2 separate regions of the Homo sapiens genome follow, and region 2 is linked to region 1. The links are chromatin loops, found by intact Hi-C in ENCODE. Cell type or tissue: endothelial cell of umbilical vein. All regions are shown on one strand.

What was found. A loop is a pair of places that touch in the nucleus more often than their neighbours do. Peaks named below come from ENCODE experiments on the same cell type or tissue, not always from the same donor. Only the 100,000 strongest peaks of a DNase experiment are listed, where the experiment ranks them.
Region 2: it touches region 1 in a loop (30-fold over the local background); 2 of 110 quality-filtered maps call a loop at or near these places.

What each region holds. Positions count from the first base shown.
Region 1 is chr6:83,881,639-83,889,638 of GRCh38, forward strand. The region is part of intron 4 of RIPPLY2-CYB5R4 (RIPPLY2-CYB5R4 readthrough); the gene reads left to right. All of the region lies in intron 2 of CYB5R4 (cytochrome b5 reductase 4), which reads left to right. Among named protein-coding and RNA genes, the nearest start is that of CYB5R4, 26 kb to the left of the region's middle. RefSeq lists a silencer at 2,978-3,047. In endothelial cell of umbilical vein, a CTCF peak has its summit at 3,005 (motif pointing right); DNase peaks (open chromatin) are centred at 1,833 and 3,043.
Region 2 is chr6:84,565,066-84,573,065 of GRCh38, forward strand. No RefSeq gene overlaps it. Among named protein-coding and RNA genes, the nearest start is that of LINC01611, 94 kb to the left of the region's middle. In endothelial cell of umbilical vein, no CTCF peak of the experiment used is centred here; a DNase peak (open chromatin) is centred at 4,116.

The sequences.
Region 1 (8,000 bases):
TTCTTCTAAGTATGTTATTACTCATCTGTTTGGTTTTCAGGCTTCCAGAACTTAGTTGCTGTCATCTCTTCTGATTTCTGTAGCTCTGTGATTTTATGTCTTATTTATCCTTTACAGCCATTTTAGAAAGTTTTCAGCATGTGGGAGACAAATGAATGCTTTTAATTCGGAAGTCCTAAGTTCTCTGTTGTCCTAGCAGCTTTTAAGCCTTTTTAGTTAACATTCTTGAATATACCGATACCACATTTACTTTAAATTATTATAAAATCAATTTGTCTTTCATTAATTTATTTTCCATTTGTCTTCATTGAAGTTGGAAAGTTTTATTGCCGAGTGCTCTAAAATAATATGCAGAGTTTCAGTGATTATAGCTGATTATCTCCTGTTAGATCAAGACTCCAACAAATGCCAACTATAAACTCAGACCACATATTTTAAAATACTATCTAAAGATACTGGTGAACAATCAAAACTGGTGAAGATGACTGGTGAACAGTCATCTATATGTAGAAGAAGGGATGTCACTGTGTGAGTTTCCCATTTCTTATGGCATTGAACTTGAGGTTATGTGTGTGTGTTCGTGCTGTGAAGGTGAAAACTCAGGTGGAGACTCAAAGTCTTACTGGCTTGAATAACTAGATGTCAGAAGTTGGGGCATCTGCGGTAACTGGAAGGGGAGAAGATCCAGAAAAAGATTCAGAGAAGGGTATAAACTGTCTAAATCTTGTATACGGGACAGACTCTATGCTACCTGAAGGCTGAAAACGTTGAACAGAGGCTTCATTTTTCACCCCAGCAAAGGGGAACCAGTTTGGAGTTGTGTCCAGTCGAGTTAATTGCCTACTAAAACAGTCAATAATCTTTGCAGGAATATTACAGAATCCAAAGTTTCTACAACATATTTATAAGGTCAGAATATAATCCAAAGTTACTAGATATACTCAAGAGAAAAGGCAGTTATTGGAGTCTGACTCTGAGATGATCCAGATGTTGAACTTAGTTCACAAGTATTTTAAAGCACTATTTATAACTGTGCTAAGTAAGTAAGTAAAAGAATATATGATACAGGCCCGGCGTGGTGGCTCACGCCTATAATCCCAGCAGTATGGGAGCCCGAGGTGGGTGGATCACGAGATCAGGAGATCAAGACCATCCTGGCTAACATGGTGAAACCCTGTCTCTACTAAAAATACAAAAAATTAGACCATGCCTATAGTCTGAGCTACTCGGGAGGCTGAGGTAGGAGAATCACCTGAGCCCTGGAAGCAGAGGTTGCAGTGAGCCGAGATTGCACCACTACACTCCAGCCTGGGTGACAGAGTGAGACTCCATCTCAAAAAAGCAAACAAACAAAGGAAAGTATGGATATAATGAATAAAAAATAGAAACTCTCAGAAGAATAGAAACTAAAAAATAGAAATTTAGAATTGAAAAATACATGAAATAACAAATTTGTTGAATGAGCTTAATAGCAGATTGGTGGCAACATAGACAAGACTTAATGAACTTGCAGATAGATGAATATAAATGTCAAATCTGAAGAACAGAGAGGAAAATTATCAGAAATAAAATGAACAGGGACTCAGGGGCCTGTCAGACAAAATAAAAATGTTTAATAAATGTGTCATTGGAATTCTAGAAGGAAAGGAATGAAAGAATGGGGCAGAAAAATATTTGAAGAAATAGTGGCCATATATTTTACAAATTTAGTGAGAGACATAAATTGTAAATTCAGAGGCTTAGCAAATCTAAACATAATTAATACAAAGAAAATAACATCTAGGCACATCCTAAACTGCTAAAAGCTAACAAGGAGAAAATCTGGAAAGCTGCCAGAGAAAACACACTAGGAAATAATAAAAACGACTGCTGAAGGAAAAGTAACACCATCAACCCTGAATTCTATACCCGTAGGGAGACAGAATTCTTGAAGGATAAAGATGAAATAAAGACTTTTTCAGATAAACCAAAACTGGAAATTTATTACCTGTAGATCTGCAATATAAGATAGATGCTAAAAGGCATTCATCAGGTTGAAAGTTAGTGATACCAGATAGAAGTTCAGATATTTAGGAGGTGGTAAATATGTAAGAGAAAATACTACTTTTTGTCCTCTTCATTTTATAAAAATACATATAAAAAATACATGACTTTAAAAGTTATAACATTGTATTGTGGAGTTAAAGGATAGGAGTTAGAGAGCAGTAAATGGTTCTTATATTACGTGGGAAGGCATACAATATTAACTCTTAAGTAAGCAGGTAAAAGTTGAGGATATATACTACAGTTCCTAGAACAATCACTTAAAAAATAATTTAAAGAGGAAGGCCAAAAAGCCAATCGATTAAATGAAATTCTAAAAAAAGTTTGGTTAACCCAAAAGAAGGCAGGGAAAGAGAAACAGAGACATATAACAGAAAACTTGGGGCTGGGAGGGAGATTAGTAAAATCTCCCATATTAATAATTAAGTGTAAATGAATCGAGCACTCTAATTAAAACTATTATAAATGATAGTTTATAATAATTATCTATCATGTAATTATAATTATCTATTGATAATTATCTTAATTATAGATAATATAGAGATTATCTCTTTGTGTGCACCCATGTGTAGATGTATGTATTATCAAGACCTGACTACATGATGTCTATAAGAGGTATACTTTAAAAACACAAATAGGCTAAACGTAAATGTTTGGGAAAAAGTATGCTATCCAGCTAGTAAATTTTATTATTGGTTGGACTATATTAGTATCTGATAAAAAGGATTATGAGGCAAAGAATCTTACCAGAGGTATAGACATTTTATAATGATAAAAAGGGTCATTTCATTAGGAAAACTGTTTATGCCTGTGATAGAAAAGATTCAAAAGGCATGAAGCTAACATTGATGGAATTGAGGGGTAGAATTAAAATCCTTAACTACAGTTGCATATTTTAACACCTTTCCTCAGCAGTTGACAGGAAGTAATTACAATAATGTGCAATTTCATTACTGAACACAAGATGGCAAAGTAGTCACAGTAATTGTAACAATCGACCTGTGCATTTCAATACAGTGAAATATGCCATAATTTTATCGTGTGAACACATCTTTTCTCCTCGTTTATTTTATAGACAGGAAATGAACAGTGGTGAATAATTGCAAGAATGCTACAGTATACTGGCATAATATTTGGTATATACGTTATAGGCATTAAATGAATTTTTGTTGAATGAATATAATGTGGGGCTTTTAGAATTAAATATTTGTTTGAATTTCAAAACCCAAAATTATTTTTTAATCTTATCACGGAAATAACGCTTTTACTTAAAGCAGTGGTTCTCAAACTTTTTGGTCTTAAAATATCTTTACTCTTTTATTGTTGAAGACTCCAAGGACTATTGTTTAGGACATATCTATTGATATTTATCTTTCAAAAATTAAGAAATGTAAAGAATATTTTTAAAATAATTTTACAAATAATGAGCCCACTATATGTTATAAATAGTACCTATGTTTATGAAAAATAGAAAAGTAGCATTGTTTTACATTTTGGCAAATATCTTTAATGTGTGGCTTAATAGATGACGACTGTATTCTCATGGCATCTTCGATATTCTATCTTATTTGTCATGTAGTATCTTGAAAATGTTACACTTGTGAAAGAATGAGAATAGAAAAAGACAAATAACATCTTGGTATTACTATGAAGAATTTTTGACCTTGAGCCACCAAAAAGGTCTTAAGCTCCCTCAGGAGTCCCTAGACCATATTTTGAGACTCTCTGACTTTCAGAAGTAAACAAAGAAGAAATGAAAAATTATTAATTAGTGGATGTGTGGCCTGAACCATGGTGATACAGTTCACTCCTTATTGGTGAGCCGTTATGGTTCACATGTATGGTTACCTAACCTGAAAATTTGTGGGAACTTCATCTGGAAGATAGATTAGTAGGTATAAAATGTCGCTTTAATCTTGCATTGTACTACCTTTAACCAAACCCTATCATATAGAGCTGGGTGTGAGATTAAGTTGGAGCATGCTGTAATCCAGTTCTGAATTCGGTCTTCTGAGCTATTTGTGATGTGATTCAGATTTTATAGATGGCTTTTCTTCTCTGTGGAGAGTTGGAATAGTGACTAAAAAAGAGCTCTCTGAAATTGGAACCTCTAACTATTGCTGGTAAGAATGGAAAACAGTCTGGCAGTGCCTCAAAAGGTTAAATATAGAATACTCTGTGACCCACCAAATTTACTTTTAGTTGTATATACTCAAGAGAAACGAAAATATAAGTCCACACAAAAACGTGTACATGAATGTTAATAGCAACATTCTTCATGATAGCCAAAAACTGTGCCTTAGTTCATTTTCTGCTGCTTATAACGGAATACCTGAAACTGGGAAATTCATAAAGACAAGGAATTTATTTCTTACAGTTATAGAGGCTGAGAAGTCCAAGGTCAACAGGCCACATCTTGTGAGAGCCTTCTTGCTAGTGGGGACTCCCTGCAAGAGTCCCAATGCAGTATAGGGCATCCCATGGTAAGGGGGCTGAGCATGCAAGCTCAGTTCTCTCTTCCTCTTTTCATAAAGCCACCAGTCCTACTCCCATGAACCCACTAATCCATTAATTCATGAATCTGCCCTGATGACCCAATCGCTTAAAGGCCCTACCATTCAGTACTGCCACATTGGGGATTATATTTCCACATGAACTTTAGAGGGGACAAATATTTAAACAATAGCAAAGTGGAACCAGCTCAAATGCTCATCCACTGATAAATAAATAAAATGTGGTATATCCATAGAAGAAATATTATCCATCCCTAAAAAGAAAAAATACTGATACATGCAACATTATGGATGCATCTTGAAGGCACTATACTACCTGAAAGAAGTTAGTCACAAAGACCACATATTGTATGATCCCATTTGTATGAAATGTCCAGAATATGCAAATCTATAGAGACAGAAGGTAGACTAGTGGTTACCTAGGGGTAGGGTGGATGGGAGTAATGCCATGTAAGGATGTTTCTGTGTACTGTTAAATTGTAATATCTGTTATGTGGTTAGTGTTCCCTTTATGAGGACTCATAATTCTTCACAATATCAAGAGTTACTCCCTTTTAAAGAACTAATGAGCTAGCAAGTCTTCTTTGTTTTATTTTTAATAAATTTTAAAATTAGATAATGAGACCACTGTTACTAGTGCCTCTGTTGGCTTTGGCTGCTAGGAAGTTCAGGACTATATTAAATGCTCACAGTAACGCTGTTAGTGAGGTTAGACAATTGGTATACTTTCTTTTCTAATACACATTTTGTTGTGGGTTTTTAAGTTTTTACACACAGACTTTCACAAACTTGAATTTAAATATTTTATTGTAGGATGCCCACAGTCTTTATCAGAGGCAATTGGGGTTAAATTGAAAACAAATAAATATAAAATGCACAAATGAAAAACTATAGGCAGTGTCTTTCAAGAGAGAAAGAATTCTTTCTGTATAAAAAGGCAATATTCGTTTTTAGGTAAAAAAATGATATCCTTGAACTGAGCTTTTTAAAAAAGTGGTGAGCTACTAGGCACTGGATCTGTTCAAGCAGATGCTGGATGATGCTTTGTCTGTAAGATATTATAGAGATAAAGCCTGTGCTGGATGAGGCTAAAAATTGCCTTAAAGTTCTCCTAGTCTTTAAGACTATCATTCTGTGATTTTGAAGTTTACATTTCTGACAACACAAAGTACTAAATGGTAATTTTAAAATGGGTAATTTTTATTCAGAGAACTTGTTTGAGAGCTCAGAATTCCAGATATAACACAAAAGAGGTAATTTAGTATGAAAAGATATTAAGAACAGGTACTACCAGTACATTGCCTAGAGAAACTCAGTGTAGTTATTGTTCTGAATATGTGTTTTAAATTGTGCTGCCTCTCTGCTATGATGAATTAGCTATACAGTGTACCCCTAATATTGCTAGGGCATTTAAAAATGATTTATTTAAACATTGGAGTATACCTTCCTAATACAACCGTTGTATTTTAGTTTTAATAAGTGGCTCTTCTGAACAGTTCTCAGTCAGTCCTTTTTTGGGTCTGTTCCTGGTTAGAGTTTAAAAAACAAAACACACACAAAAATAAAGTATCAGCATAAAGGAGGGGATGGGTGGGTGGGTGAATGGATAGATGGATGGATGGATGGGTAGATGGATGGATAGATAGATATTCTCCCTAAATCCCCCCTTTGCCACTGAAGAGCACCCATGTCAATGATCTAAAAATACCAGTTGGATTGTGACCAGGAGTCCTTATTTACAGTCCAGTTTTACACCATGGAGGATTGGTGTTTCATGAATCTGTTTAAGCCCATTTTTGCTGTTAATTATTATTAGGATTTAGGTTTTGCAGAACTCACTAATAGCCTAGTATCAATTTGAGATTATATCTGCTGGCCCATAATTATTATTTATTTATATTTAGTGAGTAATTGGATGCTCAGATCTGCCAGACCAGAGCAATTAGAGATGTGGGAATAACTTAATAAAATTGCATCACTGGAAAATTTAGATGGTTTCAAAATTAGTTTCTAAAAACCAGGTGGAACTCATAGAAGGCTAGAACCTTACACATGAGAGATTTTATTTCTAGAAGCCATATATAGTACAAATAGAGTACAGGCATACCTTGTTTTATTGTGCTTCACTTTATTGTACCTTGCAGGTAATGGATTTTTTACAAATTGAAGATTCGTGGCAACTCTGTGTCTAACAACTTTTTGGCACCATTTTCCCAAGAGCATGTGCTCACTTCATGTCTCTGTGTCACATTTTGATAGTTCTTGCAAACTTTTTCATTATTATTGTATCTCTTATGATGATCTGTGATCTTGATGTTACTATTGTAATAGTTTTGGAGTGCCACAAATCGAGCCCATATGAGATGGTAAACTGAATGGACAAATGTATATGTTCTCACTACTCCCCTGACTGACAATTCCTGTCTCACCTTCTTCTTGGGCCACTCCATTCCCTGAGACCCAACAATATTGAGATTAGGACAATTAATATCCCTACATTGGCCTCTGAGTGTTCCAAGTGAAGGAAATGTTGTATATCTCTCACTTCAAATAAAAAACTAGAAACGATTAAGCTTAGTGAGGAAGGCATGTTGAAAGCTGAAAAATGCTGAAAGCTATGCCACTAGTGCCACACAGTTAGCTAAGCTGTGAATGCAAAGGAAAAGTTATTGAAGGAAATTAAAAGTGCTATCCCAGTAAGCATACGAATGATATAAGAAAGCAAAACAACCTTATTGGTGATATGGAGAAAGCTTTAGTGGTGTGGATAGATTAAACCAGCCACAACATTCTCTTAAGCCAAAACTGATTTAGAGCAGAATGCTAACTGTCTGCAATTCTAGGAAGGCTGAGAGAGGTGAGGAAGCTGTGGAAGAAAAGTTAGAAACTAGCAAAGGTTGGTTCATGAGGTTTAAGGAAATAAGCCACCTTCATAACTTAAAAGTGCAATGTGAAGCATCAAATGCTGATGTAGAAGCTGCAGCAAGTTATCTAGAAGATCTAGCTAAGATCAGTGATGTAGTTGAATACACGAAACAACACATTTTCCATGTAGATTAAATAGTCTTCTATTGGCTAAAGATGCCACGTAGGAATTTCACAGCTAGAGAGGGGATGCCTGGCTTCAAAGCTTCAAAGGACAGTCTGACAGTCTGACTCTCTTGTTAAGGCCTAATGCAGCTGGTGACTTGAAGTCAGTGTCCATTTACCATTCCAAGAATCCTAGGGCCCTAGAGAATTATGCTAAGTCTGCCCTGCCTGTGCTCTATAAATGGGACAACAAAGCTTGGATGACAGTACCTCAGTGTTTATAGCATGGTTTACTGAATATTTTAAGCTCAATGTTGAGACCTACTGCTCTTTAAAAAAGTTTCTTTTCAAATTACTACTCATTGACAATGCAACTGGTCACCCAAGAGGTCTGATAGCACTGTACGTCATGCC
Region 2 (8,000 bases), 680 kb after region 1:
GATGAGATAGATAAGATTTAATGTTTAATTGGACATGACCAGGGAGGGAGAAAATAGACTAGAAATATCTTTGCTTTCCAGGTTTGGGAGACTGGGTGGATGTTGAATTGCCGATTATGTTGAAGAAAATTGGGTGAAGTCATTGGGGGAGAAGGGAATAGATATTGAGTTGTTTAGGACATGTCGAATTTGACAACTAATAGGACATTTAAGTGGAAATTTTTAGTAGGCAATTTGATTTCCAAGCAATGTCTATGTCAGAAACAGTTTGGAAAGTTATCATGATATAGGCAAAAGTTGAAGGCAAGAGGATGAATAGGATCATCTAGGAAGGGGTATAGATTGAGAAAATAAAAGTATTAAAGATAAATCCTGGTGAATACTTACATTTAGGTGATGGGTAAAGAAAGAAAAATTAGGGAAGAAAAGGAAGGAGGGAAGGAAGGAAGGAAGGAAGGGAGGGAGGGAGGGAGGGAGGGAGGGAGGGAGGGAGGGAGGGAGGGAAGGAGGGAGGGAGGAAGGGAAAGAGAGAGAGAAAGAAAAAGAAAGAAGCAAAAAGGAAGAAAGAAAAAAGAAAGAGAAAGAAAGAAAGAAAGAAAGAAAGAAAGAAAGAAAGAAAGAAAGAGAAAGAAAGAAAGAGAAGAAAGAGACATGGCGCACGTCTGTAATCCCAGCTACTTGGAAGGCTGAGGCAGGAGAATCGCTTGAACCCAGGAGGCGGAGGTTGCAGTGAGCTGAGATCGCGCCACTGCACTCCAGGCTGGGTGACAAAGCAAGACTCCTGTCTCAAAAAAAAAAAGAAAAAAGAAAAAAGAAAGGAAGGAAGGAAGGAAGGAAAGAGAGAGAGAGAAAGAAAAAAAGAAAGAAAGAGAAAAAGAAAGAAAGGAAGGAAGGAAGGAAGGAAGGAAGGAAGGAAGGAAGGAAGGAAGGAAGGAAGGAAGGAAGGAAAGAAAGAAAGAAAATTATGCTAGCATTTTAATAATTGTCATAGTCTTCAAATGTCCCATAACTATTTTCATCTTTAGGAAGGTTGTCTTTTCCAAGAGGTCTCCTTAAATACAATACAGTGAAAATCCAAAGTTTTCATCCTCCCACCTTGTCATAAACAATCAGTATAATTATTATATTGTATATGCTACAAGTAATTCACCAGTAAGTAAAAGGCAAACTAGTTGGAGCACCTGTGTTTCAGACTTTTGGAAATGCATCATTTCTAGCCCTGCTAGAATTTAATTTGCCAGTTTAGTAACTAGCGTGGGCTGTTGCACAACTAATTTGTTCATAATAATTAGCCACTGATCACAAATTATGCTACAATTGTTGAATTAGCTCACTAGTCATTACCTGAGCAGCAAGATGTAAATCTAAGCTCAGAGGTCTTCATTTCTTGTTCAGCAAGAAAACCCACCTCCTCAATAGTCATTCAAAATCTGTACAAACTGCCTTTCTAATGCCAGTAGATATCATAATCATATATTTAACTTTCAAAGTGAGAAGTCTACATTATTACTTATATGTTGAGATTTTGTTGAATCTGAAGATCAACTCTAGGAAAATTAATATATTTACATTATTGAGCATTCTATTTAATAAACATAGTATATTCTTCCATATTTATTTATCCATTTATTTACTCAACATCTTTTATGTTGTTAAATGTCCTTAAATGTTGAAGGACAATTGGATTGCTTCTACTTTGAACTATTATTAATAAAATTGATATTAACATTGTATAAAACTCCTTGTGTGTATATCTGTTTTTATTTCTTTTGGGTAAACATCTAGATGCATAATTGTGGTATGATATGTTAAAACAAACAAACAACAACAACAAAAAACCTTTGCCTGCCCAAAATAAAAGTTTAAGAATTTTAGTTTTTATGTTTAGGTCTATGATTGCTTTCAAGTAAATTTTTCTACTTGGTATGAGATAAGGATTGAGACTTGTTTTAATTTTATTTCCATATGGAAATCTAGGTGTTCCATTTTCATTTTTGGAAAATATTATATATTCCTCCTTTTTAAATCATCTTGGTAAAATATATGTGTGTATGTATTTTTTGACTCCATCTGTTCCGTTAAGTTTTATCTGTATTCTTATATCCCCATCACTGTCTTCATTATAATAGCTTTATCAAATGTCTTCAAATCAGGTAGTGAAAAATCTTCCAACTTTGCTTTTTTTCATATTCTAGGTTATTGTCATCTCCAAATAAATTTTAAAATCAGCTTTATTTCTACAAAAAAAAAAAAACATGTCTTTAGCTTTTTAACGGATTGTGATTGGGATTGACCCTAAAGATCAATTTGGGGAGAATCGATACTTTAACTTATTGAGACTTTTAATCCATGAACATGAGTATTGGTTATTTACTGCTGTGTAGATAACTGCCCCAAAATTTAGTGGTTTGAAATAACGAGGATTTATCACCTCATGTTTTCTGTGGCTTGAGAATTTGGGAGTGGCTTTGAGGGATGGTTCTGGCTCAGAGTCTCTCATGAGGTTGTAATCAAGATGGCAGCTGGGGATGAAGTCACCTAAAGGCTTGACTGGGGCTAAGGAATTGTTACCATGCACATCGGTGGCTGTTGACAAGAGCCCTCCAATTCCTCACTGGCTCTTGGCAGGAGACATTAGTTCTTCACCATGTAGACCTCTCAATAGGGCTACTTGAGTGTCCTCATGGTCATGGCATGATTCTCACAAATATAGCCCACATCCAAAGGAAGAGGAAATAGAATTCAACTCTGCAAGGGAGGAATATCAACAAATTTGTAGACATATTTTAAAACCACCAAGGTATATGTCTCCATGTATTTAGGCATTTCGTTTCTCTTAGTAATGTTCTGTAACTTTCAGTGCACAGACTTTCATATAGTTTGGTAAATGTATGCCTGAGTATTTTGGGTTTTTTGATGCTGCTACACATGCATTTTTCTTTCCATTTTTTTCAATACTAGTATATAAAAATAAAATAATTTTTGTATTTTGACCTGATATCTTGTGACTGTGCTAAATCATTTAATAATAATAGCAGCTTTCCTATTGATCGCTCGGATTTTTCTACGTACACAATCATTTTGTCTGCAAATCCATAAATGTGCCATATTAGAGTAAAGTCAGGAAACAGAACCCATACCAATTGTTTTAACAAAAGTATACATACACTATGAATTGAAGATCTGAAAGACAAAAAATAGAGCACTAGTGCATGGTAAAGGTAACAATAGCGGGAATGTAAAACAAGTGAACTCATAGACACAGAGGATAGAATGGTAGTTGCAAAGGTTCGAGGAAGGAAGGAATGGGGAGATGCTGGTCAAAGGGTGCAAAATCTCAACTAGACGGGAGAAATATATTTTATTTTTAGATCCATTGCACAGCATAGTGAATATAGTTAATAATATTTATTGTGTATTTTAAAATTACTAAGAATGTAAATTTTAAATGCTCCCACCACAAAAATGTTTAGTATTTGAGGTGATGATTGTGTTAACTAGCTTATTTAATGTTTCCACATTGTGTTCATAAATTATAACATCATTTTGTACCCCATACATTTATACAATTATAAGTTGCAAACTTATAATATTTTTTTTTTAAAAAATAGCACCTACTACACCCAAGACTTGGGGGTACTAAACAGAAGAGATTAGAATTTATAAGATGTAAACGCTTAGAGGAGTGACCCCAGGACATCAAAATTTGGACCTCTGAGAAAGGAATGCTACTCAGTTGGTGCTAATGTCTCTGAGTTTGAAGGAAGGTACCCTTGAGCCTGTAACCCCAATGTCTGAGAAAAGGGTGGCAGCTGGCTGGTTCTGGTGTCTCTGAGGGGGCACAAGCAGGCTAGTTCTTCTAAGAATTGAAAAACTGCAAGCTAGATTCAACTATTGTGACTGAAATGAACTGCCATAGTTGGTGTCAAGAAGTGAACCTGAGATGTTATAAGCAGGAATGAGAAGCAAACAGGAAGTTCACATAAAGCAAACAGGAATAAACAAGTTCCTTATCCTCCTCCAGTATTGCCCACTCCCTCTAGTTGTATAACATACTCTTCTCTTGATTTGTTCATAGCACTTGCTTCCCTAGATTTATAGCACCCTCTGTTGGCTCCATTAGAAGAATTAGCAGGTTGCCAACTGACAGAAATGTGAAGAAACCTCAAAATTACAAGCAGAATCCATAAGAATGCTATGCTTACTAAGTAGCAATACTATCTTAATATATGGCATATTGACAAGGAACCCAGAAGGAATTTGGGAGGTTTCAAACTCAAATACAATTGCTCTCTTCAGTATATTTGTCAAAGTGAAAAGCATCTGCAAAGCAGAGCAGAGATTTCAAAAGTCTTGCAAGCTAATAATTATGGTTTAGGATCCATCCAGCTCTGAGTTGAAAACTGAACAGTCAGGAACATTCAGTTTTCTGATTAGTTAAGGGTAGACTGATTAGTACCACATCTTCAATTCAGCCTTGACTTACACAATCCCTGATTTATAGAGGGAATCAGACACCAGTAGATATGCCAGGATCAAATGGGTGAATCTATTAGCTAAGATGTCTACAATTTTGCAGATATACCACTGGCATTCAAAAAGAATAAAGAAACTTGTTACAAAAACAGGACCTCATAACCAAAAAAAAAAAAAAAAAAAAAAGAGAGAGAGAGCAAACAAACAGTAATAACTAAACTAAAGATGATCTAAGAATTGGAGTTATCTGACAAGGACTTCAAAATAACTATTATTATCATGTTCAAGAAAATAGAAGGAAACATGGGACAAAAAAAATGAATGGAAAGATAAAAGTAACTAAAGAACAAAAATATAGATATACAAAAATTAAATGGACATTCTAGAATTGGAAAATGCAATATCTAAATTAAGAAAAAATTAGATGGTGTTAGCAACAGATTACATGCAGCAGAAGGAGGATTGGTAAACTGGAAAAGAGCTTAATAAAAATTATCCAAATTGAAGTACACAGGGAAAATAATAAAACACAGAAAAGAATAGTGCAATAAGACAACATGGTCTAACATATATAAAATTGGAGTTCCAAAAGGAAAGGATAGGAAGGACAGGGAGGAAGTAAGATTTGAAGAGATAATGGCCAGTAATTTTCTAAAACCAATGAAGTCTCCCAACTCACAGATTCTAGAAACTCAGTGAACCCCAAACAAGATAAATCAAGCATGAGTATATAAAATTATATTAGATCAACTGTAATAATACTGCTAAAAACAAAAGTTACAGAGAAAATATTTTTTAAAGCAACCAGAAAAAAAAAGACACATAATCTTCTGGACTAGCCAGAGTTGTTTTTTTTTTTTCCCACCAGAACTGATAAGATAGATAGATGGATAGATAGATGATAGATAGATAGATAGATAGATAGATAGATAGATAGATAGATAGATGATAGATAGATGATATATGGATAGATAGGTGGATAGATGATAGATAGATAGATAGATGATAGACAGATAGGTAGGTAAGTAGATTTATTATGAGGGATTGGCTCATATGTTTATGGAGACTGAAAAATTCCACAATCTGCTGTCCACAAGCTGGAAGTCAAGGGGAGCCAGTGGTGTAGCTTCAGTCCAAGACCAAAGGCCAGAGAACCAGGAGTGCCAATGTTTGAGGCAAAAGAAGAGGATGTCCCAGCTGAAGCAGAGGGAGCAAATTTACCTTCCTCCCACCTTTTGTTCTATTTGGGCCCTCAATGAATTGGATGATGCCCAGTCACACTGAAGGGCGATCTTTTCCTGGTCTACTGATTTACCTCCAAAGGAGCAATAATAAACTGAGAACTGATCTCATAGAAAAGAATAAAGATAAAAGATACTGACATTCTTAAAATACTGAAAGAAAATAACCTTTAATTTAGAATTCTATATTCACAACAAGTATCATTCAATAATGAAAGTGAAAAATATTCAAATGAACAAAAATAATTTGTCACTAGTAAACATGCACTAAAATAGACAATAAAGGGAATTTTTAAAGAACAGGAAGGTTATCTGAGAGTAAAACAGAAAACTTCAAAAAGAGTAAAGAGCAATAAAAATTTTAAATAAATATTGACTAAATATTGGCTCCACCAATAATAATAATGGCCTGTGGGGTCTGAGGTGTCTGCTGAACTAAAATGCATGTCAATAAGAATGCAAGAGGCGAGGATGAAAATAAATGGAATTCAATTATTCTGAAATTCTCACATTATCAGGGAAGTGGTAGAAATAATAATTTATAATAGACCACAGTAAGTCAAAATGCATGTTGTAACTTCTATGGAAATCACTAAAACAAGACTAAAAAACATATAACTATAAGGTTGAGAAAAGAAAAATGGTATAATAAAAATATATTATTCATTCAAATAATGCAAGAACTGAGAAGAAAAAGAACATGAAAAGTAATGTATGAGGCAATGGATATGCTAAATACTCTGACTTGAATTTTAGATAATGTATACATGTATCAAAACATCACACTGCATCCCATAAATATCTACAATTATTATGTGCCTATGCGTATGTATGTATAAGGTAGATGAATAAATGATAAAGGAAAAGCCTACAATAAATAAAAATATATAATTACGTTAAATATAAATTGAGTTGAAATAATAATAGAGATTATTATATTGAATTATCAAAAGCTGTATGATGCTTATGAGCTAGTACAGTTGAAAGTAAATGAATGAATGAAAACATGTATATCATAAACACACTCATAAAAAATTATGTAAAATTATGCTGATCTTGGATACAGTATGCTTTAAGGCAAGAACATTTACTTAACATAAAAGGGATGTTTATATTATATAATGATAAGGAAATCATTCCACTTGAGAATTTTAAACCTCTATGAATAAGTAATATAGATGTAAAAGAAAGACATGAAAAAATAAAGAAAACTGAAAAGAAAAGTTTTTAAATACATATTCCTTGCTAGGACTTTGACATACTTCCTTCAATAGCTAATAAAACAAGCAGATAAAAAGTCAGTAGAGATATATGATTTGAATAATAAGAAACTTGATCTAATTTATATACATACAACACTACACTCAACAATAAAATATATATGCTATTTTCAGTACACATGGAACATTTGTCAAAATAGATTCAATATTTGGTTATAAAGCAAACCTCAACAAATTCAAAGGACTAAAATCATTCAGAGTATGTTCTCTGAACATAATGGAATCAAGCTATACGTAGATAATTTTAAAAAACTAGGAAATCCCTGCTATCTTGGGTATTGAATAATGTATTTCTAAATAACACATGGATCCAAAAATAAATGGCAACGCAAATTTAAAATGTTTTGAAATCAAAGATGATTAATATATGTAATACTGAAAGTGGGAGAATGGTATCAAATGAGTTGTTTAAGGAAAATATATAGCCTTAAGTGCATATAGTAGAAGATTCTAAAAGATCAAAAATAATAATTTATGCTTTATCTCAAGAAGTTAGAAAAAGAACAGAAAAGTTAAATAACAAGAGAAGGAAATAATAGATAAGAATATAAATCAATAAAACAGAAAGAATTTAGAAGAGAAAATCATTGAAGACAATAGTTGGTTCATTGAAGAGATAAATACAATTGATAAACCTCTAGCAAGACTAATAAAAGAAAAAGAGAGGAAAAACAAATTACCATCAACAGAAAGAGGAAGGGAACATTAGTATGGACTGTATAGACATTAAAAAGATAATAATAAACGTTTTTCTATCAATATATTTTGAACTCTAAGCCAAAATAGAAGTTTCCATTAGAAAACAAAACTTACTAAAACTCTAAGAATAGAGTCAAAATTGTAAAATTATTTGCTTGATATCTTGAAATGCAGAAATTTTTTTAAAAAATTATGTGTGTATATATATATATTTATTTATAAGTAGAAGAATCTGATTAGCCTTATGTAGTGGGTTAAATGCTGGCCTCTCCCAAAAGATATGTGTACTTAGAATCTGTGAGTG